4 separate regions of the Homo sapiens genome follow, and all the other regions are linked to region 4. A link is a loop called in an ENCODE intact Hi-C map of the cell type or tissue named here. Cell type or tissue: PC-9. All regions are shown on one strand. Region 1 overlaps LOC101927467 (a long non-coding RNA gene). Region 2 overlaps HRH1 (histamine receptor H1). Region 3 overlaps ATG7 (autophagy related 7). Region 4 has its middle 18 kb from the start of HRH1.

Region 1 (8,000 bases), 55 kb before region 4:
AGTGGTATCCCCATTTTACAGATCAGAAAACTAGGGTGGGAATCTCCTGCCAAGCCAGTCAGTGGCAGAGCTAGTGTTTGAATCCAGCCTTCCTGATTTCAAAGTCGATACTCTTGCTTCTCTAATAGTTGCCTGTCTTGGGTAAATGACAGACAAGGACCCAGAGACCCCAGAGTCCTGCTGGTGTGAGGGTTTGGGAGCACATGTGTTGGCCCACTCTACTTGACACAATCCATGGCCCACTACACTTGGCACCTATCTGGCAAGGCTCACACCTGCACAGATACACAAGCAGAAAAGCTTCCAAAATTGTTCATGCATGCATGCATGTTGGACATGTAGACACATCCAAAGGAAGTGTACACACAAACAGCCTCACATGCACACACGGATGCCTGAACACACATATTCACCAATATAGACACATATGTCTGCAAACACATACGCAGGCACACACTGGTATATACATGGAAGCAGATGTAAAATTAATTGTCTTCCTGGTCCTGAGTCATCACCCCTCCACATACCCACTTCTTTTGACATATGACTTTGCAATTCCTCTCTTCTGAGAGGGAAGATCTATTTCCCCATCCACTGAATCCAGGCTTGGCAGTGTAACTTGCTCTAACCAATGCAGTATTAGCAAATATGATGCAAGCAGAACCTTGAAAAAGTGCTTGTGTGGTTCTGCTTCTGTCTCTTGGTCCTTGCCATCACTGTGAGAACATACTTGGGATGTAAAGGAGGAGACACCTGGTGCAGAGGCAAGGCACCTCATTTGCCCCAGCTGAGGCCATCCTAGATCAGACAGCCCATGGCCAACCACCAGAAGTGGGAAATGAGGCTGGGCGCAGTGGCTCATGCCTGTAATCCCAGCATTTTGGGAGCCCGAGGTGGGCGGATCACAAGGTCAAGAGATCAAGACCATCCTGGCCAACATGGTGAAACCCCGTCTCTACTAAAAATACAAAAATTAGCTGGGTGTGGTGGCGTGTGCCTGTAGTCCCAGCTACTCAGGAGGCTGAGGCAGGAGAATCGCTTGAACCCGGGAAGTGGAGGTTGTAGTGAGCCAAGATCGTGCCACTGCACTCCAGCCTGGGTGACAGAGCGAGACTCTGTCTCAAAAAAAAAAAAAAAAAGCGGGAGACTAGCTAGCTAAAACCAGAAGAACAGCCCAGCAGAGCCTAGCTGATTTGTGAGCCAAATAAATATTTATTGTAGTGTGCCACTGAGGTTTTGTGCCACTAAAGTTCTGTGGTTGGTTGTTACACAGTATCTGCTCTACTGATAGATAACTGATACACATCCCCAAACTGATACATTCCCAAAGGGTAATTTATCATGGGAGAAGGCCCTAGCTATGTGTTTACCTGGTCACATGGTTTTGTAAAACTCACAAAAGTAAAAATCTTTAAAATAATAGCTTGATTGAAATATAATTCACTTACTATAAGATTCACCCTTTCGACGTGTACAATGCAGTGATTTTTAGTATATTCACAAAGTTGTACAACCATCACCATTATCTAAGTCTAGAACACTTTATTCATTCCTAAAAATCAACCATTAGCAGTAACTCCCCATTTCCTTCCTCCCTGGCAAACACTAGTCTTACTTTCTGACTCAATACATTTGCCGGTTCTGGGCATTTCGTATGAATGGAATCATACAGTTTGTGGCCTTTTGTGTCTGTCTCCTTTCATTTCACATATGTTTTCAAGATTCATATGTGTAGTAGCAGGTATCAGTGCTTCATTCCTTTTTTGTAGCCAAAGAATAATCCATAGTTTGGATATGCCACATTTTGTTTGTCCATGCATCAAATGATGAACATTTAGGACAAGCAACACATTCTATCCGCAACTGGTTAAGACTCCTAGCTCATTCTACTCACACTTCCCCTCATGACAGGTGGCATTTGGGGAGAGTTGACTTGGTGATACATTTAGTTTGAGATCAGAGCATATATGGATGTGGTTCACCACCTCTTCCATATATAGGTTATTATTATTCTGGCTCCTATGGTTTGAATATTTGTCCCCTCCAAAACTTGTAGTAAAACTTAATCCCTAATGTGGCAATATTAAAAAGTAGAACCTGTAAGAGGTGATTGGGTCATGAGGGCTCTGCGATGGGTTATTATGGGGGTGGGACCGGTGGTTTTCTAAGAAGAGGAAGCAAGACTTGAACTGGCACACTCAGCCCTTTTGTCATGTAATTAAAAAGCGGAACCTGTAAGAGGTGATTGGGTCATGAGGGCTCTGCCCTCATGAATGGATTAATCCATTCAGGGATTAGTGGATTAATGGGTTATCCTGGGAGTGGGGCCGGTGGTTTTCTAAGAAGAGGAAGAAAAACTTGAACTGGCACACTCAGCCCTTTTGCCATGTAATGCCCTGAGCCACTTTGGGACTCTGCAGAGAGTCCCCAGCAGCAAGAAGCCCCTCACCAAAGGCAGGCCCTCAACCTTGAACTTCTCAGCCTCCATAAATGTAAGAAATAAATGATTTTTCTTTCAGGTATTGTGTGATAAACAACACAAAATAGACTAAGACACTGACATAGCAATGACCTCCAGAATAGCCCTATTGCCCCCATGCCAACTTGCCCTGCATCATGACATGAAGGAGTGAGGCCTATGGCTGTACCAAAATATCTCAGTGTGTGGTCTGGTGCCCAGTACCAGAAAGGTGTGGGCCAAAGAAGAGAAACAGTGTTGGAAATGGACAGAGCCAGAAATGGAAATGGAAAATTATTCAGATCATCACAGACAGTATTATAACTGGATTCAGTTCTCACTGACACCTAATCGAAAAAATTTTTTTTTCCATTTGGGCATATGCTTGATAATGCAGCATATCCCTAATAAGGTAACATATAGCATTATAAATATACCATACATTTTTCTTTTTGTGATGGAAAACATACAAAATTGAATTTATCAGAATTCTTGAGTCTGTAGGAGCCAAACCCAAGGCTGTGCTGCAAGAAGCAAGTATGTATATGAAGTTACATCTTGTGCATCCTAACTCGTGGTGAAAAAACGAATTTCAGTCGACCGTGTCAGAGGAAAGGCTGACTTATCATTCTTTTCTCTATTAGAAAAGATTATTAAAAATCATAAACATATGAAAAGTATATAGCAAAACTACCATGAAATGCATTTCAGAGGGTATCAGGAAGTTAATTAACACATATGTCATTTTTCTAGATTTTGCAGTGTTTCTGACCCTTGTCAATTTTTTAAAATTTTGTAACATTATGATTTCTTTTTAAATTCTAAATATGCATATGCATACCTAAATTAGGATTGATAATTTTGAAATCTTTTCCTTAAAGAGGGTCCCCCAAATTATATCAACTGAACCCCCTTCACTGCAAAATGTGGCTCCCTCCTGATACACACACCAGTGCATGCACACACATACCTATGCACCCCCAAGAGCCGACGCTGCCCAATGTCAGGGATGGAAGAGGAATCACAACTCTGCCCTTAGGCGGTGAGTGACTTCTTTGGTCATAAATAGAATCCCACCCTTGAGAAACTGCAGAGCAGCTCAGAGACACACCCTACCACTGGCTCATCTTGGACAAACAACACAATTGTTTTTGCAGGCTGTGGTGCTCTGCCCTACCCAGACACCTCCCATCCATAAGGCCCAGCCCTTCCCTCTCCCTCCGTCCTGGCTTTTGGAAATCTTCAGCAGCCCTGTCTGCCTCCAGAATGATCTCTTCAGCTACTCCATACTCAGGGTATAAATCGAGGAAGAAGAACTCTTTTCAGGGGAATATTTGTGAAAGCAATGCTTATCCCTAAGGAATAAGCCACTGATGGTGGAGTTTTGTCATGGTGAAGGATGACAAATGGAAATATTTGTGGGAACTGCAGCCTTCCCACCTCACATATTTTGGGGGGCTCCTTCTCTCTCTCTCATTTTCTGTGTGCGTTTTGACTTCACTCTTCTTTCTGCTTCTGGCTGCTTGTATCTGCTTGGCCTCTACACCACAGGTCAGCACACTTTTTCTAGAAAGGGCCAGACTGTAAGTATTTTAGGTTTTATAGGTGACACAGTCCCTGTTGCAACTACTCATCTCTGCCACAGAGTGAAATCAACCCTAGACAACACTCAAACAAATGAGTTAAATCAACCCTGGACAACACTCAGACAAATGAGTGAAATCAACCCTAGACAACACTCAGACAAATGAGTGAAATCAACCCTAGACAACACTCAAATGAGTGAAATCAACCCTAGACAACACTCAGACAAATGAGTGAAATCAACCCTAGACAACACTCAGACAAATGAGTGAAATCAACCCTAGACAACACTCAGACAAATGAGTGAAATCAACGCTAGACAACACTCAAATGAGTGAAATCAACCCTAGACAACACTCAAATGAGTGAAATCAACCCTAGACAACATTCAGACAAATGAGTGAAATCAACCCTAGACAACACTCAGACAAATGAGTGAAATCAACCCTAGACAACACTCAAACAAATGAGCACAGCTGTGTTCCAAGCAGGCCAGAATCAGCCCACAGGCTGGACTTTGCCAACCCCTGTTCTAGACTTTAAGCTCCCTGAGGGCAGGGCCTGAGTCTGTCTGTTACACCACTGAATTCCTAGGGCCTAACAGCATGCCTGGCATGGATTGAGTGCTCAGCACATATCAGCTGGCTGTGGCTCTCTGTGTCTGTCAGTCTGTCTTGTTTCCTTCTCTGTCCCCTCCATCCATGAAAACTCACTAAGCCTCAGCTTTTCAGAAATGAACCACCTGCTCCCAAGCGAGTCAGACAATGAAAACAGCCTCACACTCTAGCAATCTGCTGCTTGGCGCAGCTCTCACAGGGCATTTAGGCAGTGAAGGGAGCCTAGCACTTAATTCAGCCTCTCTCAAAGGGCTCAACACCAACCTGGGAGAAGCATGAAGATGGAGAGGCTGAGGGAACCTTTGGAGGGCAGGGCTGGTGTCTCTGCAAGATGGACAGCCGCCTTGCAGGCACACCATGCTGCTGCTTCCCTTGCACACAGCCCCCAGTCCCTTTCTCCCTTCCTGTCATCCTTCATGCACTCATTCAATATTTACTGAGCTCCAACACTGTGCTAGAAAATTAGCCCTAGCACAGACATGGAAATCCCTCCCCAAAATAACTTGTTAACAAATAAATTAATGATCAGTTGGACAAAAGAGTGTTTAGAGGTAAGAACTGGTTCTGCTGGCAGCAAACAGGCATGTTTTTCTTTCTTTTTTTTTTTTCCAAGATAGAGTCTTGCTCTGTCACCCAGACTGCAGTGCAGTGGTGCGATCTCGGCTCACTGCAACCTCCGCCTCCTGGGTTCAAGCAATTCTCCTGCCTCAGCCTCCTGAGTAGCTGGGATTACAGGCACACACCACCACGCCCGGCTAACTTTTGTATTTTTAGTAGAGACAGGGTTTCCCCATGTTGGCCAGGCTGGCCTCAAGCTCCTGACCTCATGATCCTCCTGCCTCAGGCTCCCAAAGTGCTGGGATTATAGGCGTGAGCCACCGCAACCGAACAGGCACATTTTTTCTGAGGATAATCACCCTGAGATCTCTCAACAAAGGGAGGCATTAGAAAATGACCAGAGTCATCCCCAGTGTCATCCATAGGGAGCCCAGAACAACCTCACCCCAGATTCTGCCCCAGAGCAGGAGGCTGTTCCAAGGGCATGGGGTAGTAGGCACATTAGAGATGGGGACATGAGGGCCAGTGGCAGAGTTGACTGTCAGAATCTCACCACCACGATGTCCAAAGTGAAGCTGAGAATGCTTCAGAGAAGATGATGTGATATAGACATGTGTTCTTGATTTTTTGCTATGACTCCAGCGTAGTCAGTTGCCTCTCCTAGAATTCACAGTCCAGGTGCGGCCAGCTGCCATTTTCACTGCAGTATCAGCTTCACTGGCTCCAGAAGCCACGAGGACAAGGGTTTCATTTGTCTTTAGTGCTGATCAACACCAGTGGCTCGGTTGATTAGCATAATGACTGTTAAAAATAAATGAGTTTTCAGAGGTGAAATCAGTGGCTTGTTAGCCAGCTTAATGGATGCTGGAAACAGGCACTTGTTGATAAAATTAGTGGGATTCAGAATACACAGCTCGGTTAAAATATTTTAGAGGCACTTCCTCCCCTGGCACAAATTAGGTGTAAGAATCCAGCAAGCCCCAGGGATGGCACTTCAGGCTGCTCCCTGGTAGGTCCTGGGTCCAGCCACTGGTTAAGGGTGATTCTGGCGGGCACAGTGGCTCACGCCTGTAATCCCAACACTTTGGAAGGCCGAGGCAGTCAAATCACTTGAGGTCAGGAGTTTGAGACCAGCCTAACCAACATGGTGAAACTCCATCTCTACTAAAAAATACAAAAAATTAGCTGGGCGTGGTGGCAGCCGCCTGTAGTCCCAGCTACTTGGGAGGCTGAGGCAGGAGAATGGCGTGAACCCAGGAGGCGGAGCTTGCAGTGAGCCGAGATCGTGCCACTGCACTCCAGCCTGGGCAACAGAGCGAGACTCCGTCTGAAAAAAAAAAAAAAACTTAGCAGGGCATGGTAGCATGCACCTGTAATCCCAGCTACTCAGGAGGCTGAAGCAGGAGAATCTCTTGAACCCGAGAGGTGGAGGTTGCAATGAACCAAGATTATGCCACTGCACTCCAGCCTGGGCAACGGAGCAAGACTCCATCTCAAAAAAGTGATTCTGGTTGCCTGATGTGGCCTGTAACAGTCACAGAATGTGACTCTGGAATATTCTTACGTCTGCCTTGAATCTGCTGAGTTTAATAAATACATGTTGCATGAACTGTCTGGGACCTGCTTGCTCATAACAGTTGCCTACTAAATGTCTTTGTGGGGGCAGAATTCTGTCCACAACTTGCTTTCATGTGAACCTGGTAGCAAGACTAGGGGAAGCGGCAGGTCCTCATTCACTGCTAATTGTTGGCTAACACCGCTGGCCACCAAGGAGAGCCTGGAGTTGTGCATTTCAGATTGGCTTAGGTCTTTTTGCAATAATGGCTCAAGGAGTCACTGGGCCTTTAACCAGATCTCCTCACTCCCGGCCACTGCTCTGTCTATGTCATTTGGGAGGGAACAAAATGCAGCTTACCACCTCCCTGCAGGCATCTTCCCTCCAGCCCCTGGACTTGGCCCCTGGCCAGAAGCTGTCAGCCTGGTGCACAGGATAGTTCAGGGAGAGTAGACAAGGGTGGGGAATGCCTCGGGCTTCCTAAATTTCATTAGAGTTATGCCATGCATTCCTTTTTTGGGGGTTTCTGTGGGCACCAAAAGGCTTTCTAGAGCTGGCTCACATGACCCAAACCCCAGGCCCAGGCAGCCTTCTGTCTTCCATAGGTGGTCTAGAGATTTCCTGCCTTCTGAAGCTTGTCTGGGAGGCAGGAAGACCACGGCGGAGGAGAAAGGAGCACTTCTACACACCTCCTCACTGACACCCCTGCCTGCCTTTGTCAGACCTTCGGAGGAGGCACTCCATGGAGAAAGGGCTCCAGCTGACACTCTGAGTTGTGCAGCGTGGGGTGGGGTCCGGAAGATGTACTATTCCAGGAAACGATTCTACTCCAAGATGGGGGGGCCAGCAGAATCGCCCAGGCCAGGCTGTGGCAGATGAGCCGTCCCTCTTACAGGCAGGTGAATCGGGAGCTGTCCCTCTGCCTGGAATACTCCCCTAAGGCCCTCCACAGTTGCATTGAAAATGTCACTTGATGCAGCTGACTCATCTGGGCCTGAACTCTGGATGGGCTGGACGACTGCCATTAGGTTCCTTTGACTGGAAGCACACTGGGAGAGGTGCATGGGCCTCCCTTGGTGATGTCCCTTGTCCCTTTGCATGGACACTACCAGAAGGCCGTCTGTCCCTTCGTCAGGTGGTCGCAGGCATAGCCAGTCCAGCTGCCCACAGGAACGACCGTGATTGCAACCTTTATGCTGGCTTTCCTCATGCCTGGTGTCACCTCCCC
Region 2 (8,000 bases), 70 kb after region 4:
TGAAGATATAGAGATTTACATGTACCCTCTGTCCTCACATATGCACAGTCCCCTGCACTGTCAACATCCCCACAGAGTGGTGCATTTGTTACCACGGATGAGCCTACATGACACATCATTGTCACCCAGAGCCACAGTTTCCATGAGGGCTCCCTCTTGATGTTGCACTTTCTGTGGGTTTGGACAAATGGATAATATGTATCCATCATTCTAATACCGTGCATTTTTTACTCTCCTAAAAATCATCTGTGATCTGCCTATTCATCCCTTCCCCTGCCCAAATCCTGCTAACCATTGATCTTTTTACTGTTTCCAAAGTTTTGCCTTTTCCAGGACGTCATACAGTTGGAACCATATAGTACGTAGCGTTTTCAGATGGGCTTCTTTCACTTAATAGTATGCATGTCAGTTTCCTCCATCTCTCCCCATGGCTTGATAGCTTATTTATTTTTAACATTGAATAGTATCTCATTATCTGGATGAACCATAGTTTACCCATTCACTTACCAAAGGACATCTTACTTGCCTCCAAGCTTTGGCAATTATAAATAAAAATAAAGCTGCTTTAAACACTCGTGCAGATTTTTGTGTAGACACAAGTTTTCAAGTCTTGGGTAAACACCAAGGAGTATAATTGCTGCATGGTATGGTAAGAGTATATTTAGTTTTGTGAGAAACGGCCAAACTGTCTTCCAAAATGGCTGTACCATTTTGCCTTCTGGCTTCTCAATTAATTATTTCTTTCAAGGAGCATGCCTTTGGTATTGTATCTAAAAAGTCATTGCCAACCCAAGGTCATCCAGGTTTTCTCCTGTGTTATCTTCTAGGAGTTTTATAATTTTGGTTTTATGCTTAGGCTTATGGTCCATTTTGAGTTACTTTGTCTGAAGGGTGTAAGGTCTGTATCTAGATGTACTTTTTTGCATGTGGATGTCCAGTTGTTCCAGCACCATTTGCTGAAAAGAATTTTTCTCCATTGTATTGACTTTGCCCTTTTGTCAAAAACAACTTGACTGTATTTATGTCGATTTATCTCTGGATTCTGGATTCTGTTCCATTACTCTGTTTATTGTTTCACCAATACCATATTAATTACTGTAGCTTTATAGTAAGTCTTAAAGTTGGGTAGTGTCAGTCTGCCAACTTTGCTCTTCTCCCTCAATATTGTGTTGGTTATTCTGGGTCTTTTGCTCTCCATATAAACTTCATAATCAGTTTGCTTATATCCACAAAATAACTTGCTGGAATTTTGATTGGGGTTGCATTAAATCTATAAATCAAGTTGGTAAAAACTGACATCTAGACAATATTGGGGGTTCCTATCCATGAACATGCTGTCCTTTAAGCTACCTATATGCCTGCTTCTAACTTTTCCTTAATTGAAAGGAATGGGAGAATAGGTATCTCATTCGTCAAACACCTACTGTGTGCCAAAAATCATTTAATGATTTCACAGCACCATAAGGATGAGATTATGGCTCCCACTTGACATTCGCTGAGGCTCAGTGGGATGTTCATATCCATCCATTAAACAGACATGAATGGGACCTACTATGTGATAAGCCCTGAACCAGGAGCTGGAGATGCAACAGAGAACACAATAGAAGTGTTCTCTGCACTCATGGAGCTTACTGTCTGTGGGAGAGAGAGGGACACATATTAAATAATCCCATAGATAAATGATGTTAGGAGAGTTTATTCTGGGGCTAGGGAAGGCTTCCTGGAGACAGTGCTGTTTGAGCTGAGATTGGAAGGATGAGTAGGTACTAACCAGGGGTCAGGTGTTCCAAGCAGAGGGAATAGCACTTGAAAAGCTCACAAGACAGGAAGGAGCTTAGAGCCTTCCCAGGACTCAGAAGTGTGTATGGCCAGAGCATGGAAGGGAGGATGAAATAAGCTGACGCTCACTGAATCACCGAAGGGGAAGGCCGGGATCAGCTCTGCACAACCTTGTAGGCCTCAAAAAGGGAGGGCATGGAGAAAGAGAACAAACTACGTGTTAGGTGCTTTACCAGGTGCTAACACACACGCGATCACCTTTGATCCCTGCAGCTACCCCATAGTAAATGTTATCACCATCTCCAATTTACAAATGAGAAAACAGAGGCTCAGAAAGGGTCAGTCCTCCACTGGTCAGAGGCAGAGGCAGGCTTCCCAAAGCTTGATTCCAAATCCCATGGTCTCCTCAGTTCAGGAGCCTGGATGTACCAGGTGCAGTCCCCGCTGGGTAGCGCCTGGCCCCTCCTTTCCCAGATGCGAGGTTTCCTGCAGGGAGAGCCCAACCAGGCTCCCTCCAGCCCCACGTTTTTGGCTTCTGGCCTGTCTCTGTGGCATCCTTGCTTGAAATCAGAGAGAGAAACGTGGGGTCTGGTAATTGTATTCCATTAAGCCTAATTAAGATGCAAATTTGCACAGTTAATGAAGAAGGCAATTTGGAAGCAATTTCGCCAGTGACACAGGACTCTCATCAGCGCGGCTGTTCTTGGTAGGTAGGTCTGAGGAGATGGGAATGTATGCACTGCCACCCACCAGGCTGCATCTGGCCAGTCTCCAGGGAGAAATTCTTCCTTCTGGAGAAGGACAACCCACCCTAAATAGAACGCATTGTACGGAAACTGCTTGCATCATGTGATCCCCTGTGTGTAGATCATCCAGCTCTGGACCCCTGGAGTCCCACCTGTAGGCTCTGCCCTGCCCTGGCCTCTTGATAGGGGCAGGAGGGCCTGAAGCAGTTCTCTGGAAACAGACTGCCTGGGTTCAAATCCCAGCTCCACCACTCACTAGCTGTATGTCCTTGGGCAAGTTTTTTAACTTCTCTGGGCCTCAGTTTACTCCTCTCTGAACTGGGATAACAACATCAACTGAGAAAGGCTGCCATGAGGCTGAAATTGAATTATGCATGGGAAGTACTCAGCAAGCGCATGGCACATGAATGATGTACATTTTCATGAGCTCTCCCAGCACCCCATGTTTCGCATGGGCAAGAGCTCTGTTCCCCAGCCCCCAGGTTCACAGGTTTTCTTTTTTTTTTTTTTTGAGACAGTCTCGTTCTGTTGCCCAGGCTGGAGTGCAGCGGCACTATCTCGGCTCACTGTAACCTCCGCCTCCCAGATTCAAGTGATTCTTCTGCCTCAGCCTCTTGAGTAGCTGGGACTACAGGCATGCGCCACCACACCCAGTTAATTTTTGTATTTTTAGTAGAGATGGGGTTTCACCATATTGGCCAAGCTGGTCTTGAACTCCTGACCTCGTGATCCGCCCGCCGCGGCCTCCCAAAGTGCTGAGATTACAGGCGTGAGCCACCGCGCCTGGCCCACAGGTTTTCTTTTGCTGCTATCAGATGGCTGCCATTTGGGGCTGGACCTTCCCCAGGCCCTGGATGTCTGAGGTCTGTCTGGCTTGAAGCTGGGGCACACCCGGCAGCTGGGCTCTTGCATGGATTGCCACCTGGTGGTTGGCTGTTTTCACATCTTTGTTTTTTTGTTTTGAGACAGGGTCTTGCTCTGTCACCCAGGCTGGAGTGCAATGGTGCAATCTCGGCCCACTGCAACTTCTGCCTCCCAGGTTCAAGTGATTCTCCTGCCTCAGCCTCCCGAGGAGTAGCCGGGACTACAGGCACACGCCAACACGCCTGGCTAATTTTTATATTTTTAGTAGAGACAGAGTTTCGCCATCTTGGCCAGGCTGGTCTGGAACTCCTGACCTCAGGTGATCTGCCTGCTTCGGCCTTCCGAAGTGCTGGGATTACAGGCGTGAGCCACCACGCCAAGCGTGTTTTCACATCTTTGTATACCAAAGTTGGCCTGCTGGCCTGGACTTCCTCCCAGCACTTGACTCCACTTCACTGGCCCTCCACTTCAGTGGCCAGTGTTGTTTCTAAGTGAGTTACTTAACTGACGTCATTGTTATTATAGCTAAGATTTGTGGACTGTTCACTGTGCCAGGTGCTTTACCTATAATTATGTAATTTCATCCTTACAGCAATTTATAGATGCAGGGACCAAGGCGCAGAAAGGAAGAGTGACTTGCCAGGGTCATACAGCTGGCAAGGGGTGCCCCCGGAAGTCAAACCCTCTGTGCCTGACTTCCAAACTCATTGTTAAGCCTTCTATTCAACCTCTTCTGTAGTTCCCAGGCACCTGTGCCTGGCACGTGGAGCAAAGGAGATGCAGAGACCACCGTCTGCACCCTCGAAGGGCACAAGGACCTGTGGAAAGGGACAGACAAGGGAAAGTCAATGACGGAATAGGGTGGGAGAGCTGAGGAGGGGGAAGCTGGAGGAGGAGTGTGGGGAGGTCTGAGGAGGGCTTTTGTCTTATCGGGGTGGAGTCAAGGAAGGAGGGATTACAGAGAAGGGCACACTCGGTCTGAGAGTTGAAGGACGGATGGAAGTCTCTGGAGGTTTGCAGTGGAATGGGCTTCAGGGAGGGCACAGCAGGTGCAGTGGCATGGAGGTGTGAGATACTGGGGTATATTGAAGTTTGGGGTCTGAGGGTTGATGGTGGGCAGGGGGCAGCAGTGGGAGGGGAAGGCGGGAAAGGTAGACAGAAGCCAGGTCATGCTCAGCCCTGAAGGCCAGGCTCAGGCAGAACTTACTAGAGGTTCAGAGTGATGGGTCCTAGAAACAGGCTGACCTGGGCTGGGCACGGTGTCCCACGCCTGTAATCCTAGCACTTTGGGAGGCCAAGGCGGGTGGATCACGAGGTCAGGAGATCCAGACGATCCTGGCTAACACGGTGAAACCCCGTCTCTACTTAAAAAAAAAATACAAAAAATTAGCCGGGTGTGGTGGCGGCGCCTGTAGTCCTAGCTGCTCAGGAGGCTGAGGCAGGAGAATGGCGTGAACCTGGGAGGCGGAGCTTGCAGTGAGCCGAGATCATGCCACTGCACTCCAGCCTGGGCGACAGAGCGAGACTCTGTCTCAAAAAAACAAAAGAAAGAGGCCGACCTGAACTGGAGCGTGAGGTCCTTCGCTTACTTGCTGTGTGATCTTGGACAAGACCCTTGACCTCTGTGAGCCTTAGTTTCTTTTTCAATAAAATGGGGTCATTCAAAAAGCTTCCCTCCTAGGGTGATTCTGAGAAGGTGTGCAAGAAATTTCAGCTCAGTCTTTGTACATAGTGACCCCTCCATCAACAGAACTACTCCCCCTACTTGGAGGCCCTAGGGAGCCACTGCAGGATCAAGGGAGAAGAGCGGGCATCCTTGTGTACCCAGCGGGCCTGTCTGGCCCATGCCCCAACATCTGTCAGGAAGGGCGGGCGTCATTGACCACCAAAACTGGGTCAATGGGTAAATAAAAGGAAGAGGTTTTCCCACTAAGATGTTTATCACTTAGAAGCAAGAGCAGACAGTCTTTCCACGCAAGAGCAGGATGAAGAATTTAAAACTGTGTTTGCCAAACTTTCACACTCCCCTTTGCCATTTTCTCACATCTCTTTCCTGCCTGTTCTATTATTTCCTCAACACTTTTCTTTAAAGCAATTTTAGATTGACTCCAGTTTTTTCTTTTTTTTTTTTTTTTTGAGACAGGCTCTCACTCTGTCACCCAGGCTGGAGTGCAGTGGTGCAATCTTGGCTCACTGTGACCTCTGCCTCCCAGGTTCAAGTGATTCTCATGACTCAGCCTCCCAAGTAGCTGAAATTCCAGACATGTACCACTGCGCCCAGCTAATTTTTGTATTTTTTTGTAGAGACAGTTTCGCCATGTTGGCCAGGCTGGTCTCCAACTTCTGAGCTCAAGCGATCTACCCGCCTTGGCCTCCCAAAGTGCTGGAATTACAGGCATGAGCCACCACTCCTGGCCACTCTAGTTTTTTGTTTTTTGAGGGTTTTTTTGCTTAGCTTCCTAACACAATACTATCTGTTAAATCAAAAGTTTGAAAAAATATCACTTGAAATCCTTCTACCAAGATAAAGCCACTGTGAACAATCCAGGGAATATTTTTGTAGACTTTTCTGCAAGCATACACACCCATACATACGATGTTACAGAAATATGATTATGTACCGTTTTGTCATCTTCTTAATTTGACAAACTATTATGGACACTTTCCCATGTCAGCAGAGAAAGCCACATGATTATTAATCGCTGTATACCATCCCGGTGTTCTTGTGTGCTAACATGGGACCAGTCCCGTAATGACTGCTGTTTATATTGTGTCCCACTTTCCAGTAATAAAAATAACACTATGGTGAACATCTTTTTGTACCCTGTGGGATGAAAGATTCTCAGAAGTAGAACTGCAGAGCCAAAGAATATGTACATTTTAAAGATTTTGAGTAAAAGCTACAAAACTGCCCACAGAGAGTAATAATTTGCATCACCCCAGCCATGAGATGCCAGTTTCCTTCACCCTCAACTGCCTTGTATTGCCCACGTAGATGCTAAAATCTAAACAGCCCAATCAAGAAATACTTATTAACAGAGAGATTTGAACATAATTGATTTGTGATGGTAATTTTTTTAAGAGTCTTGCTCTGCTGTCCAGGCTGGAGTGCAGTAGTATGATTATAGCTCACTGCAGTCTCAAATAACTGGGCTCAAGCAATCCTCCCACCTTAGCCTCCCAAGTAGTGGGGACTACAGGCTTATGCCACGATGCCTGACTAGTTTTTATATTTTTTGTAGAGGTAGGTTCTTGCTCTATTGCCCAGGCTGATCTTGAACTCCTGGCCTCAAGTGATCCTCCCGCCTCAGCCTCCCCAGTACTGGGAATCCTAAATACTGGGATTATGGGCATGAGCCACCGCACCTAGATTGTGATGCTAATTTTTAATTGCCTAGAGATTCTTGACTCTTTTCTTTGTACCTTTAGTTTGATAATAAAACTACTTTGGATCTGTGTAATGGAATTAAATGTATCGGTGGTTCACAGTGTTTGGCTAGTAGACCTGACTTCCAGAATCACTACTGTTTTAGTTCAGGCTGCTATATATAACAAAATGTCATGGACTAGGCAGCCTTAACAGCAAACATTGATTTCTCACAGGTCTGGTGGCTGGAAGTCTGAGATCAGGGTGCCACCATGGCCAGGCTCTGGTGTAGGGCCTCTTCTCGCTTGCAGGTGGCTGCCTTCTTGCTGTGTCCTCACATAGCAGAGGACTGATGACTTATGGCTCCATTATTTTGGTGAATTAGTACTCTATTTTACAGAGGAGGGAGCTGAGGCTCAGCTAGTACAGGATGAGGCTCGGATGTGGAGGTGAATTCTAATTGCTTGCTCATCCTTATTCTGCTGTGCTGCCGAGATAGACCCTGAACTTCTGGCATTAGGGACCTTGTCTTGCTTGTCTCTGGATCCTATCCCAGTGTCAACACAAGTTAGATCGCATCAAATGCAGTTGTCGTGAGACACAGTGAAGACCTTGGCATTAAATGACTTAAGTTTGAATTCCGCCTCTTCCCTTACTGGCTGGGTGACTTTGTCATTGGTTTTTATATCTCTTATGTGGAGTTAATAGGGCCACATGCAGTGGCTCATGCCTGTAATCCCAGCACTTTGGCAGGCTGAGGCAGGCAGATCACTTGAGCCCAGGAGTTCAGAGCAACCTGGGCAACATGGTGAAACCCTGTCTCTACCAAAAAAGATACAAAAATTAGCTGGGCATGGTGGTGAGTACCTGTGGTCTCAGCTACTCGGGATGCTGAGATGGGAGAGTTGCTTGAGCCCGGGAGGTCGAGGCTGCCGTGAACTATTGAACGTGCCAGTGTATCCAGCCTGGGTGACAAAACGAGACCCTGTCTCAAAAAAATAAATAAATAAATGGGGTTAATAATCCCGACCTTGCAAAACTACTCTGAGGATAAAATGAGATGGTGTGTACACCCAGTACATAGTAAGCACTAAATAAAACAGCTATTGGCTGGGTGCGGAGGCTCACACCCGTAATCCCAGCACTCTGGGAGCCCAAGGCAGGCGGATCATTTGAGCCCAGGTGTTTGAGGCCAGCCTGGGCAATGCGGTGAAACCCCATCTCTACCAAAAAATACAAAAATT
Region 3 (8,000 bases), 150 kb after region 4:
CCTATTTTACTTCTTTATTCATGGATAACATACATAAAGTGCACTGATAGCAAATGTTTAGCTTGTGGCTTTTTACATAGGTATATGCCTTGTAACCACCACCCAGCTCAAGATACAGAATATTTCCATCTCCCCAGGAGCCTTCCTCGTGGCCTTCTCAAGTCAGTAGCTCCACCTCACCCTGTAATCACCATTCTAACTTCTGTCAGGTTGATTGGTTTTGCCTGTTGAACAACGTATAAAGCTGTGTGTGACACACAGCTTTTATCTTAATAGTAAGATAAAATTATTCTTACTATTTTATTTTGGAACAGTTTCAAACTTACAGAAATTCTACAAGAATAAGACAGATACCTTCTATTTATCCATCTCCCAGAGACTCCCATTCAGTTTTTGTCCCAATAATGTCCTTTTATAGTGGAGCATCATCCCAGGATCACACGTGGTCCCCAGCTGTCACGTCTTTGTGGTCTCTTTCAGTCTGGGACAGCTCCTTGTCTCCCTTTGACTTTTAAGACCATGGCACTTCTGAAGACTATAATCCTGGTCATTTTGTAGAATGTTTTTCAACTTGGGTTTATCTGATGTTTCCTCCCATGAGATCCAGGTTGTGTATTTTCATCCAAACACCACAGATGCTGTGTTCTTTCCATGGCATTCTATCAGATAGCACACAGTGTCTGTTTGTCACGTTGCTGCTGGTGTTAACTTTAATCTCTTCATTAAAATGCTATATTAATGACCAGATATTGTCACTAGTAGCTACCAGAATGCTTTCAGAAAGAAACATTTATTCTTGACTACTTTCATATGCAGTTGCATAAGGTTTTATTTGCACTGATTTGTGCATGCATGTTTCCTGCCCGCTAAGGTCTTAGTCCTGAAAAAACAATAATAGGTTTAGGGACCTAAGTTATATGGCATATCGTCGTATGTTCTTCATGATTCCTTACTCCATATTCTGTGGTAATTGGCTTCTGGGGTTTGTTCTCATAGTCATAGAAGTTTGGGTTATTTCTTGCTTTTGTTTCTTTTCGGGAGGATATCTATAGAAAGTTCCTTGTTTTTGTTTTGTGTTTTTTTTTTTGTCTTTTCTTTTCTTTCTTTCTTTCTTTTTTTTTTTTTTTTTTTTTTTTTGAGACAGGGTCTGGCTCGATCACCTGGGCTGGAGTGCAGTGGTGCCATCTTGCCACCTTGGCTTACTGCAGCCTTAATCTCCCAGGCTTAAGCGATCCTCCACCTGAGTCTCCCAAGTAGCTGGGAACACAGGCGCATGCCACCGCCATGCCCAGCTAACTTTTTAAATATTTTTGGTAGAGACGGAATGTTGCCCATGTTGCCCAGGCTGGTCTCAAACTCCTGAGCTCAAGCTATCCTCCCGCCTCAGACCCCCAAAGTGCTGGGATTGCAGGTGTGAGCCACCGCACCCAACCTTTTTTTATTATTATTATTATTTTATTTTTAAATTAATTTTTTCTAGAAATGGTGTTCTGCTATGTTGCCCAGGCTGGTCATGAACTCCTGCCCCCAAGCAGTCCTCCTGCCTCAGCCTTCCGAAGTGCTGGGATGCAGGTGTGAGCCACTGTGCCTGGCTGATAAAAGGTTTCTAAAATTCATCCTAGTAATGTTTGAGAGCCACTCACAAGGGATTAGGGACATTGAAAGGAATATGAGCCAGGATCTGTATTTGTAGAGTTTACAATCAAGTTTGGTGGAGGCAAACAGGTAAGCAAAGAGTTGAAAAACAATACCAAATGTCTAGGTGGCTTAGAGCCAGGAGTGATTAAATATAGCTGCCAGGGGAGGAGTATGAGGGGAGTGAAGACAGGCGAGGCACCTCTGAGAAGGCTTTCCTGAGCAGGTCACCTCTGAGCTGCTCTGTGAATGCCAGGCAGTCACAGAAGCAAGGTGAGGGAGAACAGGGAACACTTTTCAGACAGAGGGGCTGTGAGTTCTAGGCCATGGGGGCCTGAGAGCGGCTGCTAAGGAGCATCAAGTCAGAGGTGAGGAGTGACAGGGCCGTGGGGTAGAACTAGAAAAGTCGGAAGGCAGCAGCGGCGGTCTGGGAGAAAGCATAAGGAAACCATCAGAGGTGTAGTCATATGCCTGCTTAAGATGTAGAATGCTGCTGATGCAGTCTTTCCGGAACGTTATGAGCCTTAATAAATATCAAATGAGCTTCGTCTTGGCTTAATGATGCTGAGAGATGTGTGAATGTTTTGAGTAGACTGTATTTACCAGTTCATAAAGAAGTATTTGCAGCATTACAAGGTGCCTATTGCAGGCCAGCAGATGTGGCCTTAGAATCTGGCCTTCGCCCTCAGCGCCCTCACTGATCTTTACTGCCCTTTAAAAAGATTATGCCAAAAATATCAGTCTTCCTCAAAACAAAATATACTATTGGCACCTTCAAAGAATCAAAAGATAACAGGTTTGGAAGATCATTTAGTCCAGGAGTCAGCAAACTATAGCCTGTGGATCAAGTCCTGCCCGAGGCCTTTTTTTGTGCAGTCCAGGAGCTAAGAATGGTTTTTGCATTTTTTTAAGGGTTGTAAAAAAAATAAAATACACAGCAGACTGTTTGAGGCCTGCAGTGCCTTAAAATATTTACTATCTGGCCTTCTTCAGGAAAAGCTTGCCAGACCCTGGTCTTGTCTGACTGCCTGATACAGCAATCCTTTGTGCAGTATTACGTGGCAAATAATCATCCAATATATGCTTGAACACTTCTGCTAATGGAGAACTCATTATCTCTCTGATCTATTTCCTGTTTGGACAATTCAAGCTATTAGTAATTTTTAAACTGCTGAAATTTATCTTACTATATAGCATCCATCCATTGGCCCTTTGTGCGAAAAGAGAGCTATTATTTCATTTCAACCTTTACTGAGCTCTTAATATGATCCAGGCACTGTGCTCAGTCCTGAAGAAAGATGAGTAAGACATGGTGCTTGTTTCAAGGATCTCCCAGCTATGATTTCTTGGAACCAAAGCAGTTGAGCTGCTAGTCTTTTATCTCTCTCTTTGTCTTCTTGCCATTGGGTTAGGACTTTTTTCTTTAATTATTTTAGTTATTTCTGTATTGTTTTATATACATAATACAAACTTTAAGAGGCAAAAAAGGTCATGCAGTGAAAATAAGTCTCCCCACACTCCTCTCTCCTCACCTCCTAGCAGCTTTCTTGGGAGGCAACCGCCACTGCACATTTCCTGTGGGGATTTGATCTTAAAAAACAAAAGATTTAGATCCATGTGGACAGAAACTTTTGGTAAGTACTCATTCAGTGACATTTTCTGAGCTCCTACTTGTGCTGAGTGTGACTGAGTTTTATTTTCATTAAAGTCTGAAATTTGCACCAAGTTTGGGTGGTAGACACAGCCCCGGGGGATTGTATTGGTTAACCACACACGCTGCTATTTCAGTTTAATCTTGACTGAACTTCTTGGCTACTGCAGGCTTTCTTACACCACTAGAGTTCTTGCTCATTACAGTGTTGAATCCCTATCAAAACCTTTCCTGTTTAATTGGCAGTGACACAATCCCATCTTGTGTAACTCAGGATGTTTCACATCCTGAAATAGTTTGAAATAAAATTGAAACACACTTACATTGATGCCTATGTTAATTTCTTTCCTTGACTGTGTCTGAATATAATGTTGAAGTGTGATAGAAACAATCCTTTATCTTTCTAAGCTAAGCAGAGGCCGAAGTTTCACTTGCACTGTCCAGGGTTATACAGGCAAGCCTTACTTTTTCAGGAAGTAGGTAATGTTTGGATTTAGATTAGTGACACATGAATAACTCTGTCTATGACTCACTTCCCCCCAAATTCCCCTCCGACCATTACTTCTTAAATCTTCCCTTCCAGCTTAAGCGCTGTAGTGATGTTACATAGACGTGTATGTTCCTAAGTGATACCTTTACCATAGATTGTCCTGTTTAGGTATTTCCAGAAGATTCCTCATCATGCTGATGTTGCTTAAGACTTTTCTGTTTTCAGCCTGTCATGGAACGGTTTCAGCAGCTCAACATCAACTATATCCTCTTATGAAATAGGCCCTTGGATTCTGTTCAGAATTTCCCTAAGGCCAAATAAGTCAGAAAATATTTGAAGGATGTGCCTCTTATGCAAATTACTTTTGTGCAATCATGGATCACTGCAGCCTCAACCTCCTGGTGGGCTCGAGCTATCTTCCTACCTCAGCTTCCCGAGTTGTTGGGACTACCGATGCGCCCTGCAATGCCCGGCAAATTTTAAAACTTTTTTTGTAGAAATGGGGTCTCACCATGTTGCCCAGGCTCGTCTCAAACTCCTGGGCTCAAGCGATCCTCCTGCCTCAGCCTCCCAAAGAGTTAGGATTATGGGCATGGACCACTGCACTGGGCCTTTTTTTTCTCTCTCTGTAAAAGTAGTTTATTTGTTCTGTTTACAAAGTACAGGGAAGGAATAAGGGCAATACCTGGAACCCCTTTGGTCGCACATCTTCCCAGTCTATGCTTCTATAAATAACGTTTGTACAACAGCAAACTCATATTGTCCCCATGTGTTTTCTCACATCCTGGTAGCTGCAGTCTATAGTATAGACCGGGTAGGAAATAGATGCCTGATTCACAGGGTAGGGCTCCCCTCCAATTAGTGTTCCAGCTCACTTTTGCTAATATTGAAACAGAAGTAACTAGTTGTTCTTAAAAACTCTCTCATGAACAAGTAGGTCATAAGCAAATTATGTCTGCACAACTCCTAGAATTGTTTCAAATAACTTTATAGAAAGGCAGTGACTAAGGCCCTTTCCTCTTTCCCATCTTTCTAAGTCCTAGGCTGCCTTCATTCAGCACCTGGACTGCCGCCTGGGTCCCCCACATCCCAGCGCGGTGATGGAGGAGGGGCAGGCCAGGCCAAGCATGAGGAATAAGCTGTCTTTACTGGGCTCAGACCAGGAGCCCATGGTCTTGAGGAACTCTGTATTTATCAGTTTTCTTCTCCACGTTCTCTTCCACCTGTTTCTGCAGCCTCATGGCCTGTTTTTACTTTTGGTAGTGGATCTTGGCCTTCTCCTTCCTCTTCTCCTCCAGGTAGCTGTCACTGCCTGGTACTTCCAGCCAACCTCATGAACCAGCCACCCCCAGGTAGGCAGACTTTATTTTAGGCTTCAGACGCACAACCTTGAAGGCACCAGGAACCACTATCTGCAATTAATATACAAAATGTCTGTTATCTTCTTTTTTTTTGAGATAGAGTTTCACCCTTGTCGCCCAGGCTGGAGTGCAATGGTGCGATCTCAGCTCACTGCAACCTCTGCCTCCCGGGTTCAAGCAGTTCTCCTGCCTCAGCCTCCTGAGTAGCTGGGATTATAGGCATGCACCACCATGCCCGGCTAATTTTTGTATTTTTAGTGGAGACGGGGTTTCGCCATGTTGGTCAGGCTGGTCTTGACCTCCTTACCAAGTGATCCACCCACCTCAGCCTCCAAAGTGCTGGGATTACAGGCGTGAGTCACTTCACCCGGCCATGTCTGTTATCTTTTAAGTAGTCATCCTTAGTCGCTTTTACCCAGCTACCGAAGTGCTGTAGAATAGAGTTTTCTTTTTTGTCTTTGTGATTCTCTGGCACTGGTAAAATTCCATCTTGATGTCCTTAGCAGGTCATCAAAATTATGATGAAAACAAGTTACATTTGTCCTTGAAGAGAAAGTTGTGGATGACTGACATATGTAGGGACTTGATGATCTGTCACACAGAGGATTTTAGATGAAATCCTTTTGTACCACTGTCTGCAACTGTGTTGATTTCCTTCCACATTGGATGATAGCTCTGGCCAGGGCCTTTTTGTTTTGACTGTTGGAGAGGAGGTTAGCTTGTGAATAATTGGTTATTTTTTAGCATGTGTGAGGCTGATGGGCAGTAGAAAGTTCCTGAAAAGAAGTTTCTTCCTTCAAGGCAGTGTAATATAGTGACGAGAACAGGGGCTTTGAAGCTAGCAGACCCGGGTTATCATCTCAGCTCTACCACTTCCTGTGTGACTCTGGGCAAGTTACTTAAGCTCCCAGTGTCTCAGTTTTCTCTTCAGTAAAGTAGGCATAATCTTACCACTGGGGTTGTCAAGGGAATAACATGTAAACTGTTTAGTGTAGTGCTTGGTACAGAATGAGCATTTAATAAGAACAGTTACTAATATGACATTACTACTGCTGTTATTTAAATAGTTTTTAACAGTATTATCAAAACAGCAAGCACAGTTCATGGTGGTAAATGCCCTAATGGAAGTGTTCATCTGTCACCATTGAGAAGGGAACTGTTAATATCCACTGACTGTTACTGACAGCTTCATAAGGACCTTGTGAGATGAGAAGTACTTTTCCTGGTAGAGAGGGGAAAGGTTTCCTAGGAACATCAGCCATGCAGAAGATCAGGAAACTAGCAGGCTAAGGCTGCAGCACCTTATTCTCTGTGTAGTAAGGCCAGTAAGCTTTCGTTTGTTTGTTTAAACAAGGGAGCCACCTGTGCAGATCATTCCTGGTGGCAGTTTGTCACCTTGTTTGGAGGAGATGGGCCAAAGGCAGTGACCCGTGAGTATATCACTGCAAGAGCCGAGGTGTGAGATGATGGAGCCTGGCACGTAGCAGTGGGAATGGAGAGAAGGCAGGCAGACCTAGACAGGAAGCATGAAGTTGCATGAGGAGCATGGGCTTCAGAGTGGCGTGAATCTGGAAGCTGAATCCTGGTTCCCCTACTTTCCTAGCTGTATAGCCTTGTGTGAATTTATTTTTTTCTTTCTTTCTTTCTTTTTTTTTTTTTTTTGGAGACAGAGTCTCGCTCTGTTGCCCAGGCTGGAGTGCAGTGGCACGATCTCCATCTTGGCTCACTGCAACCTCCGCCTCCTGGGTTCAAACAATTCTCCTGCGTCAGCCTCCCAAATAGCTGGGATTACAGGCGTGCACCACCACACCTGGGTAATTTTTGTATTTTTAGTAGAGATGGGGTTTCACCATGTTTGTCAGGCTGGTCTCGAGCTCTTGACCTCAGGTGATCTGCCCGCCTTGGCCTCCCAAAGTGCTAGGATTACAGGCGTGAGCCACCACACCCAGCCTCCTTGTGTGAATTTCTTACTTCTTGGAACCTCAGTTTCTTCCTCTATAAAATTGGAGCTATTCCTTAGGGCTTCTGAGAGAATTGAATTCCCACCACACCCAGCCTCCTTGTGTGAATTTCTTACTTCTTGGAACCTCAGTTTCTTCCTCTATAAAATTGGAGCTATTCCTTAGGGCTTCTGAGAGAATTGAATTCACACCACACCCAGCCTCCTTGTGTGAATTTCTTACTTCTTGGAACCTCAGTTTCTTCCTCTATAAAATTGGAGCTATTCCTTAGGGCTTCTGAGAGAATTGAATTCAATTGAACAACCCTTGCTGCTGTGCCTAGTTTTGGTCTGTGTTCAGTAACTGTTAACCTTCATCTCATTCCAGAGGACTGTTTAAGGTTGAGCTTCTAGGAATTAGTGCTTTATTGCGTTGAGAGAGAGAAAAATTGAAGATGACTTTGAAATTTCTTCCTTGAATTAAGGTGATACTATTAAGCAAACTAGGAAATACAGAGAAAGGGGCAGAATTTAGGGAAAATATATGTTGAATTTTGGATTTGTTGAATTTGAGATTCTGAGGAATCTAAGTCCTGGCTTTAAAGGACACTTAAATATATGTTTAGAGGTTAGAGCTAGAAGTACAGTCCTGAGATTCATTGGCATACAGACAGAACTTGTTGTAGAAAGTGAATGATTTGGCCGGGTGTGGTGGCTCACGCCTGTAATCCCAGCACTTTAGGAGGCCAAGGCGAGCAGATTGCTTGAGGTCAGGAGTTTGAGACCAGCCTGTCTAACATGGTGAAACCCCATCTCTCCCAAAAATATAAAAAATTAGCCGGGTGCGGTGGTGCATGCCTGTAATCCCAGCTACTCAAGAGGCTGAGGCAGGAGAATCACTTGAACCCGGGAGGTGAAAGTTGA
Region 4 (8,000 bases):
AGATATAAAGGAAGGCATGGCAATCAATTGGAAGAGTGGATGGGTGGATGAAAGAATGAATTTGTCTATGCCCTGGTTTGTGTCACAAAGGATTTGAGGTGCTTATAGTACAATTTAAAAATAAAATTTTAGCACTCTGTCTGTACCTGGCTCTGTTCTAGGCCCTTGGAATACATCAGTGAGCAAAAGATAAAGATTATTCCCCTTGCAAAGCTTATATTTTAGCTGCATGAGGTAGACAATGAACAATAACCATAATAAATAAGTAGATCATGAAATATGTTAGAAGGTTAAGGGCTAAGAAACAAGAGAAAAGTGCAAGGAAGTGAGAGTGGGAAAGGCAAGGAGGTGGAGGTGGGATGCAAGTCTAAATGGGGAGGTCAGGGAAGGCCTCGTTGAGAAGCTGAGCAAAGAATTGAAGGAGGTGAGGGAGGTGCCTGCAGAGAGCAGGGCTTGAACTGCCCAGGTGGAGGAAAGGCTCGGAGTAGACACGTGCTGCTGTGTCTGAGGGGCCATAGCAAAGGAGCCAGAGTGGCTGGAGGAGCAGAGAGTGAAGCGGGGAGTAGGAGGGGGCCAGAGGTCAGGGGGTGGCCAGGTCCCATAAGGCCTTGTAGGTGATGGTGAGGACTCTATGCCAAGTGATATGGGAGCCATAGAAGGGTGTTGAGCAGAGGAGGGCTATGATCTGGGGTATATTTTTAAAGGATCCCTCTGGCCACTCTGTTGCAAATCAGTAAATCATAGGAGGTCAGGGCAGAATTAGAAAGAGGCACACAAAATTTGTCCAGCTGAGAAGGGATGGTGGCTCTGACCAGGAGAGAAGGTGGTCAGAGTCTGGATATATTCTGAAGGTAGATCCAATCTTCATGGTGGCTTGGGTATGGGGTGTGAGAGAAAGAAGACAGTCAAGTTTAATGCCAGGGTTTTTGTTCTGTGCAACTGCAAGAAAGGAATTGTCATCAACTGAAACGAGAAAATCTGGGGTCAGGTCAAGGGGTAGAGAGGAATTGGGAGTTTAGTTTTGGACAGAAGGGGTTTAGGTGGGCATTGGCTACCCATTGGAGATGTCAAAAAACAGTCAGAAGCCAGGCGCAGTGGCTCACGCCTATAATCCCAGCACTTTGGGAGGCCAAGGTGGGCAGATCACTTGAGGTCAGGAGTTTGAGACCAGCCTGGCCAACATGGTGAAACCCCATCTATACTAAAACTACAGAAATTAGCTGGGCATGGTGGTGGGCACCTGTAATCCCACTTACTCGAGAGGCTGAGGCAGAAGAATCATAGTGAGCCACGATTGTGCCATTGCACTCCAGCCTGGGCGACAGAATGAGACTCCGTCTCAAAAAAACAATAAAAATAAAAACAATTGTATTATTAGTCAGAATTCAAGTGAGAGGACGAGGCTAGAGACGTAAATGTGAGAGCCACATGTAAATGATATTGCAAGCAATGAGACTGGGTGAAATTACCAAGAGAGTGAGCACAGATGGATAAGAGAAGAGGATGGAGAACTGAGCCTCGGGTCATCCCAACATTAAGAGGTTGGGGAGAGGAGAGAAAAGACAGACGGTGAGACCAGTGAGGTAGTAGGAAAACCAAGAGAGCATGAGGCCTGAAATCAAACAAAGCAAGGGCAGTCAACTGTGCCAAGCCCAGTAGGACAAGGACTGAGACTTGACCATGGATCTTGCCATGTGGAGGCCATTGGTGACCTGGATGAAGGGCACCAGTAGAGCAGTGGGAGCGAATGCCTGATTGGAATGTGTTTAAGAAAAATGGGAGGGAGGAACTGGAGAAACTGAGGACGGACAGCTCTTTGGAAGAGTTTTGCTGCAAAAGGGAGAGTGGTGGTTTGTGGCTTGGTGGCCCACAAAGAATCTCATCTCTTGGTATTCAAGTCCTTGTGCAGTTTCCTCCCCTTGAATCTGGGCTCTCCCTGTGATTTGCTTTAACCAATAGAATCTGGCAGAAGCAACACTGTGTCAGTTCTGACCTAAAACTTAACAAGGGTTTTTGTTGGTGGTATTGTTGTTGTTATTTCAAAGATGGGAGAAATAGTAGCATTGTGTACGCTTGATGAGAATGATCCAGAGGAGGTAAAAAATGATGCTGTGGCAAGAGGGACAATCGCTGGAGAGATGTCCTTGAGCAAATGAAAGGGGCAGGGTCTAGGGCACAAGTACAGATACATAAGTGCACCATCAATTCATCTCTAGTGAAGCGTGTGGGTGGAGATGCTGGTGGGCGGGGAGGTGTGTGGTGGGGTCTCAGGACATTCTGATTGCTTCCATTATCTCAGTGAATAGGAAGCAGACAGGACAGGAGAGGAGGCATTAAGGGTTTAGGGGAGGAGAGGAGTCAAACGGTCCCTAGCAGAGCTGGAGAGAGAATGACTAGGGAGGCAGAGTATAATTGCTAGGCAGCATTGAGAGTGCTCTCAACATTCAAGGTCATGACTCAAGTGAACACAGTCAAAATGGTTGTGAAACACCATGTGAAAAACATGGCTTTTCTCTAGGCATGTTCTGCTGCATGGGGGTAAGGCAGGGTTGGCAGAAAGTGGGATACATTATGACCAGAGTGGTGGCTTAGCCAAGCAAGTTGGAAAACATCGATAATAAATGAGGAAATAAAGAACCTGGGAACATGTAATTCAGATTAAAAGCTCAAGACCAGGGGCAAAATTAGAAAGCAGAGGGAGGGAGAAAGAAGGAGAGGGGGAGAGAGTAGAAGAAAAAAAAGAAGGAAATGTGGTCATGTTTTACATTGGTTTTTGTTTTGTTTTGTTTTGTTTTTGAGAGAGACAGAGATAGAGTTTCGCTCTTGTTGCCCAGGCTGGAGTGCAATGGTGCGATCTTTGCTCACCGCAGCCTCCGCCTCCTGGGTTCAAACAATCCTCCTGCCTCTGCCTTTGCCTCCTGAGTGGCTGGGATTACAGGCACCTGCCACCACGCCAGCTAATTTTTTGTATTTTTAGTAGAGGCGGGGTTTCACCATGTTGGCCAGGCTGGTCTAGAACTTCTGACCTCAGGTGAACGAGGCCTCCCAAAGTGCTGGGATTACAGGCCTCGTGAGCCACCATGCTCAGCCCTACATTGGTATGATTAGATAACTGTGCCTCAGTGTGCATGAGTTCCAGATCTTGTACAGAGAAAATGTTTTCATAGGAAGGGTAAGGAGGGGCCTGAAGCAGACATGGAGGTGACAACTGAAGCACCTCCCCCTGTCTCCACCCCACCCACAACAAAACCAGCTTTTTTTTTTTTTTTTTTTTTTTTTTTTTGAGACAGCGTCTGCTCTGTCACCAGGCTGGAGTGCAGTGGCATGATCTCGGCTCACTGCAACCTCCACCTCCTGGGTTCAAGCGATTCTCCTGCCTCAGCCTCCTGAGTAGCTGGGATTACAGGTGCCCACCACCACACCCGGCTAATTTTTTGTATTTTTAGTAGAGACGGGGTTTTGCCATGTTGGCCAGGCTGGTTGCAAACTCCTGACCTCAAGTGATCTGCCTGCCTTGGCCTCCCAAAGTGCTGGGATTATAGACGTGAGCCACTGTGCCCGGCCCTAAACCCAGCTCATTTTAAACATTGGTTTCAATTCCATTCACCCTATGATGGAGCATCCTGCCCCTCCCCGACAACTCCCATACACCACTGAGCCTCCCCTACCCCAGGTGCCTGCAAGCCCCTCAGAGACCAAGGCTGTGTGCCAGGGCTTTTCTCTCCCAGAACATCCTTGATAGCCACATTTAGAAAACAGTCGCCAGAATGGCCTCTGTATTGCCAGCAGTTTGGCAGTGGGAAAGCCAGCTTTTGGCTTCCAGACAGGAAAAGCAAGGCGTGCTGACCACACACAGCCTGCACCTCAGTGACCCTCTGGCCAGAGGCTGCCTTAGGATTCTGGGAGGAGAGCTAGACCTGGTTCCCTGCAGCAACACCTTGGGAGGTTAAAAAATACAGATGACTGGGTCTCTACCCCAACCCAGCAGTAGGATCCAGGGATCCTTATTTCTAACAAACTCCCCCGATGATTCCAACACACGTCAAGGCTGGAAGCAACCGATTCGTTTCTTTGGGCCTCAGTTTCCCCATCCAACTTAAAACTCACACAGGAGTCTAGATAATCTTCTTTGAGCCTCACGGCCATCTAAAAAAATGTCATTGTTCCCATTTTTGAGATGGGAAGAATGGAGGTTTATAGAGGCAAAGGGATGAAGGGGTGGGCCACATGGTCATTAGTCTTTTTCGGCGCTGGGGTTTGAAGATCCTAAGACGACCTAAGGAAGGCAGCTGAATCCGCCTTCCAAACCCCTGGGGTAGACTCAGGCTCTCACACACCCAGGAGAGTCATTTCTAGGCACATCTTCTCGGGTGACTCATGAGCACCAAGGCAGGCCTGTGTGTCCAAGCGCCTGCACAGGCAGAAGCGAGGCTCTTTCCCATAACCGGAACCCTTACCGTGCCCCTAGCAAACTCCCAGCTCCTGCCTGACAAGTTACTGCCTAACCCGTGACTTATTTCGGGAATCCCTGACGCATTTCTTTACCGTCCCTCATTTCAAAGCACACCATGCCGGCAGCACTTGGAGGTGGTATGTGCTGGGAAACTGACCAACAGTTTAGTCAGACTGAGTCACTTCAAGGAGGGGAGTGGAGACAGCAGTGGGTGCCAGATGACACGGAGCTGTCGGCTTCCGTGTGCATTTTCTTTTGATAGTAGCCGTAGAGAAGTTGTCCGCCAGGCAGCCCTCAATGGGATTTTTCATTTAAGAAAAATCACTCTGCTCGTGCACTGATGGAGAAATGAACTACAAGAAGCAAGCCCTGAGGTCTGGAGACAGGAAGCTACTGAAACCAGCCAGGTGAGAGGCAATTACCGCCTAGACTCCGCTGGGGCGTGGGGAAGAGAATGGAGGGGTGACGGGCTCTGGGGGCTGATTAGATGCTGGAATGATGGGGGACGAGTCACCAGGGACTGAGGTGGCTGATTGGATGCTGGAGTGATAGGGAGGAGTTACTGTGGGCTGTGGTGACTGATTGGATGGTGGCACAAGGTGGGAGGAGTCATCATGGGCTGTGATGGCTGATTGGATGGTGGAGTGATGGGGGAGGAGTCCAGTCAGCCCCCAGTGTTCTGGCTTGAGCGTCTGAGTTATTGATTGAGTCCTTCTTGAGGATGGGGAACAGCGACCGGAACGGACCCTGTTATCTTCAGATTCACATCCTCCACGCCTGGCACATAGCAGGCCATCTGTAAAGGTACTGAGGTACTAAGTTGTCCTCTTGAGTGAGGCCACTGATACACTTTCTTTTGTTATGGCGGGAGAGTATCTGGTGCTCTGGCTGAGGAACTAAGGTCCCTACCAGCCCAAAAGGAGCCCCAGTGTAAATTAGAAAAAGGCAGTACCCAGAGAATGGGAGAAAATATTTGCAACTCATATAGTACACCTGATACAGGTGTACTATCCAGAATACACAAGGAACTCTTTTTTTTTTGAGACGGAGTCTCCCTCTGTTGTCCAGGCTGGAGTGGAGTGTCGTGATCTCTGCTCACTGCAAGCTCCGTCTCCCAGGTTCACACCATTCTCCTGCCTCAGTCTCCCAAGTAGCTGGGACTACAGGCGCCCGCACCACGTTTGGCTATTTTTTTTTTTTTTTGTATTTTTAGTAGAGACGGGGTTTCACCGTGTTAGCCAGGATGGTCTCGATCTCCTGACCTTGTGATCTGCCCGCCTCGGCCTCCCAAAGTGCTAGGATTACAGGCGTGAGCCACCGCGCCCAGCCTAAACAAGGAACTCTTACAACTCAACACACACACACAAAAAACAACCCAGCCAAAAAATGGGTAAAGGACTTGAACAGACATTTCTCCAAAGATATACAGATGGCCAGCCACAATGAGGTACCACTTCACACTCACTAGGAGGGCTATAAGAAAATGGACAATAACAAATGTTGGCAAGGATGTGAAGACATTGGAGCCCTCAAACATTTCTAGATGGAATGTACCACGGTGCAGTTACTTTGGAAAACAGTTTGGCAAGTTCCTCAAAAAGTTAATCGTGGGATTACCATATGATCCAACAAGACCATCCCCTGGTATATACCCAGAAAAATGGAAAACATCTGTTCACACAAAAACTTGTACAAGAATGTTCATAGCTGAATTTTTTTTTTTTTTTTTTTGAGTGCAGTGGCATGATCACAGCTCACTGCAGCCTCCATCTCCCAGGCTCAAGCAATCCTCCCACCTCGGCCTCCCAAGTAGCTGGGACTACAAGTGTACACCACCATGTCCGCCCAAATTTTTCATTTTTTATAGAGACAGGGTTTTGCCATGTTGCCCAAGCTGGTGTCAAACTCCTGGGCTCAAACAATCCTCCCACCTCAGCCTCCCAAAGTGCTGGGATTACAGATGTGAGCCACTGTGCCTGGCCATAGCTGCATTGTTCTTTTTTTTTTTTTTTTAGAAAGAATTTTGCTCTTGTTGCCCAGGCTAGAGTGCAATGGTGCGATCTCGGCTCACTGCAGCCTCTGCCTCCCAGGTTCAAGTGATTCTCCTGCCTCAGCCTCCCAAGTAGCTGGGATTACAGGCATGCGCCACCATGCCCGGCTAATTTTGTATTTTTAGTAGAGATGAGGTTTCACCATGTTGGCCAGGCTGGTTTCGAACCCCTGACTTCAGGTGATCCACCTGCCTCAGCTTCCCAGAATACTGGGATTACAGGAACGAGCCGCCCGCCTTTTTTTTTTTTATTTTGAGGTGGAATCTTGCTCTGTTACCCAGGCTGGAGTGCAGTGGTGCAATCTCGGCTCACTGCGACCTCCGCCTCCCGGGTTCAAGCAATTCTCCTGCCTCAGCTTCCCGAGTAGCTGGGATTACAGGCGCCTGCCACCACGCCCAGCTAATTTTTATATATTTGGTAGAGACAAGGTTTCACCGTGTTGGCAAAGCTGATCTAGAACTCCTGACCTCAGGTGATCCGCCCACCTCAGCCTCCCAAAGTGCTGGGATTTCAGGCGTGAGCCACCGTGACCCGCCTGTTCTTAACAGCCAGTGGATATAACCCATATGTCCATCAACTCATGAAGGGATACACAAATTGTGGAATATTCACACAATGCGATATTATCGAGCCATAAAAAGGAATGAAGTACAGACACATACCACAACATGGGTAAAACTTGAAAAGTTTTAATGCCAAATGAAAGAAGACAGTCACAGAAGACAGCAAATTATAGAACTCCATTCATATGAAAGTTCAGATTCATGGTCGCCAAGAGATGGGGAAAGGGGGGGAATTAGGAGTTATGGAGTTGTTTTTTGGGATGATGGAAATGTTCCGAAAACTGCTAGTGGTGATGGTTGCACAACATTGTGACTATACTAAAAGCACTGAACTTTATACTTTAAAGTGGTTTAAATGGTAGATTCTATGTTATGTGAATTTTAGCTCATAAAAAAAATTTTTTTTTAAAGAAAAGAAATAGGAAGCATTCCTTCTGGGCAGGTGCAGCCTTGCAGGCACATGGCTTAGTAAACAAAGGGCCGTCCGGATTTCAGTCCCTTTTGGCCTAGTGCCCATGTACAGTGAACGACCCGCGCAGCTGTTCTTAGCTGCCCTGCGATGGGACATAAAAGCTTCTGCCCACATTTGGACCTCTATCCACCCCATCTGACAGAGAGAAGTAGTGAAGATTGAATGCATTTGCTAAGGCTGGATGAAACCCCGCCCCTCCCCCAAGGAGAACTAAATCACAGGAATGATTTTCACCCAAGAAGCAAAATAAGCGCCTTCCTCCCTCCTTAGGCGTGGCAGTTGACTTTGGCCCCAATACCAAGACCTCTCATTCTGCACACACCCTCCAGCTGCAATTCCACCTAACACACCAAGGCTCTTCCACACACCCAGGCTTTCTCATTCTTTCCACTCCAGCTATGTTCACCTCTTTGCCCTCGTACACCCTGGGAGCCCCTAGGGACTCACTCTGTTTCCTCTCA

What was found. Peaks named below come from ENCODE experiments on the same cell type or tissue, not always from the same donor. Only the 100,000 strongest peaks of a DNase experiment are listed, where the experiment ranks them.
Region 1: it touches region 4 in a loop (5-fold over the local background); 14 of 110 quality-filtered maps call a loop at or near these places.
Region 2: it touches region 4 in a loop (3-fold over the local background); 4 of 110 quality-filtered maps call a loop at or near these places.
Region 3: it touches region 4 in a loop (6-fold over the local background); 5 of 110 quality-filtered maps call a loop at or near these places.

What each region holds. Positions count from the first base shown.
Region 1 is chr3:11,077,116-11,085,115 of GRCh38, forward strand. It overlaps LOC101927467 (a long non-coding RNA gene), which reads left to right. Exons shown (of 3, transcript NR_188517.1): 3 at 7,378-8,000. Among named protein-coding and RNA genes, the nearest start is that of SLC6A1-AS1, 62 kb to the left of the region's middle. In PC-9, no CTCF peak of the experiment used is centred here; a DNase peak (open chromatin) is centred at 3,556.
Region 2 is chr3:11,202,646-11,210,645 of GRCh38, forward strand. The region is part of intron 1 of HRH1 (histamine receptor H1); the gene reads left to right. The region is part of intron 2 of LOC102723663 (a long non-coding RNA gene); the gene reads right to left. Among named protein-coding and RNA genes, the nearest start is that of HRH1, 52 kb to the left of the region's middle. In PC-9, CTCF peaks have their summits at 3,457 (motif pointing left) and 3,656; a DNase peak (open chromatin) is centred at 5,656; H3K27ac peaks cover 1,495 bases.
Region 3 is chr3:11,285,472-11,293,471 of GRCh38, forward strand. All of the region lies in intron 3 of ATG7 (autophagy related 7), which reads left to right. It also overlaps the pseudogene RPL13AP27. Among named protein-coding and RNA genes, the nearest start is that of ATG7, 17 kb to the left of the region's middle. RefSeq lists silencers at 1,156-1,288, 4,566-4,615 and enhancers at 3,107-4,306, 5,811-5,940. In PC-9, a CTCF peak has its summit at 3,331; DNase peaks (open chromatin) are centred at 2,690, 3,480, 4,010, 6,510 and 1 weaker place; H3K4me3 peaks cover 3,967 bases; H3K27ac peaks cover 7,970 bases.
Region 4 is chr3:11,132,540-11,140,539 of GRCh38, forward strand. It overlaps a transcript of HRH1 not described here. Among named protein-coding and RNA genes, the nearest start is that of HRH1, 18 kb to the right of the region's middle. RefSeq lists enhancers at 4,064-5,263, 7,970-8,000. In PC-9, no CTCF peak of the experiment used is centred here; DNase peaks (open chromatin) are centred at 4,532, 5,032 and 7,942; H3K4me3 peaks cover 3,100 bases; H3K27ac peaks cover 4,193 bases.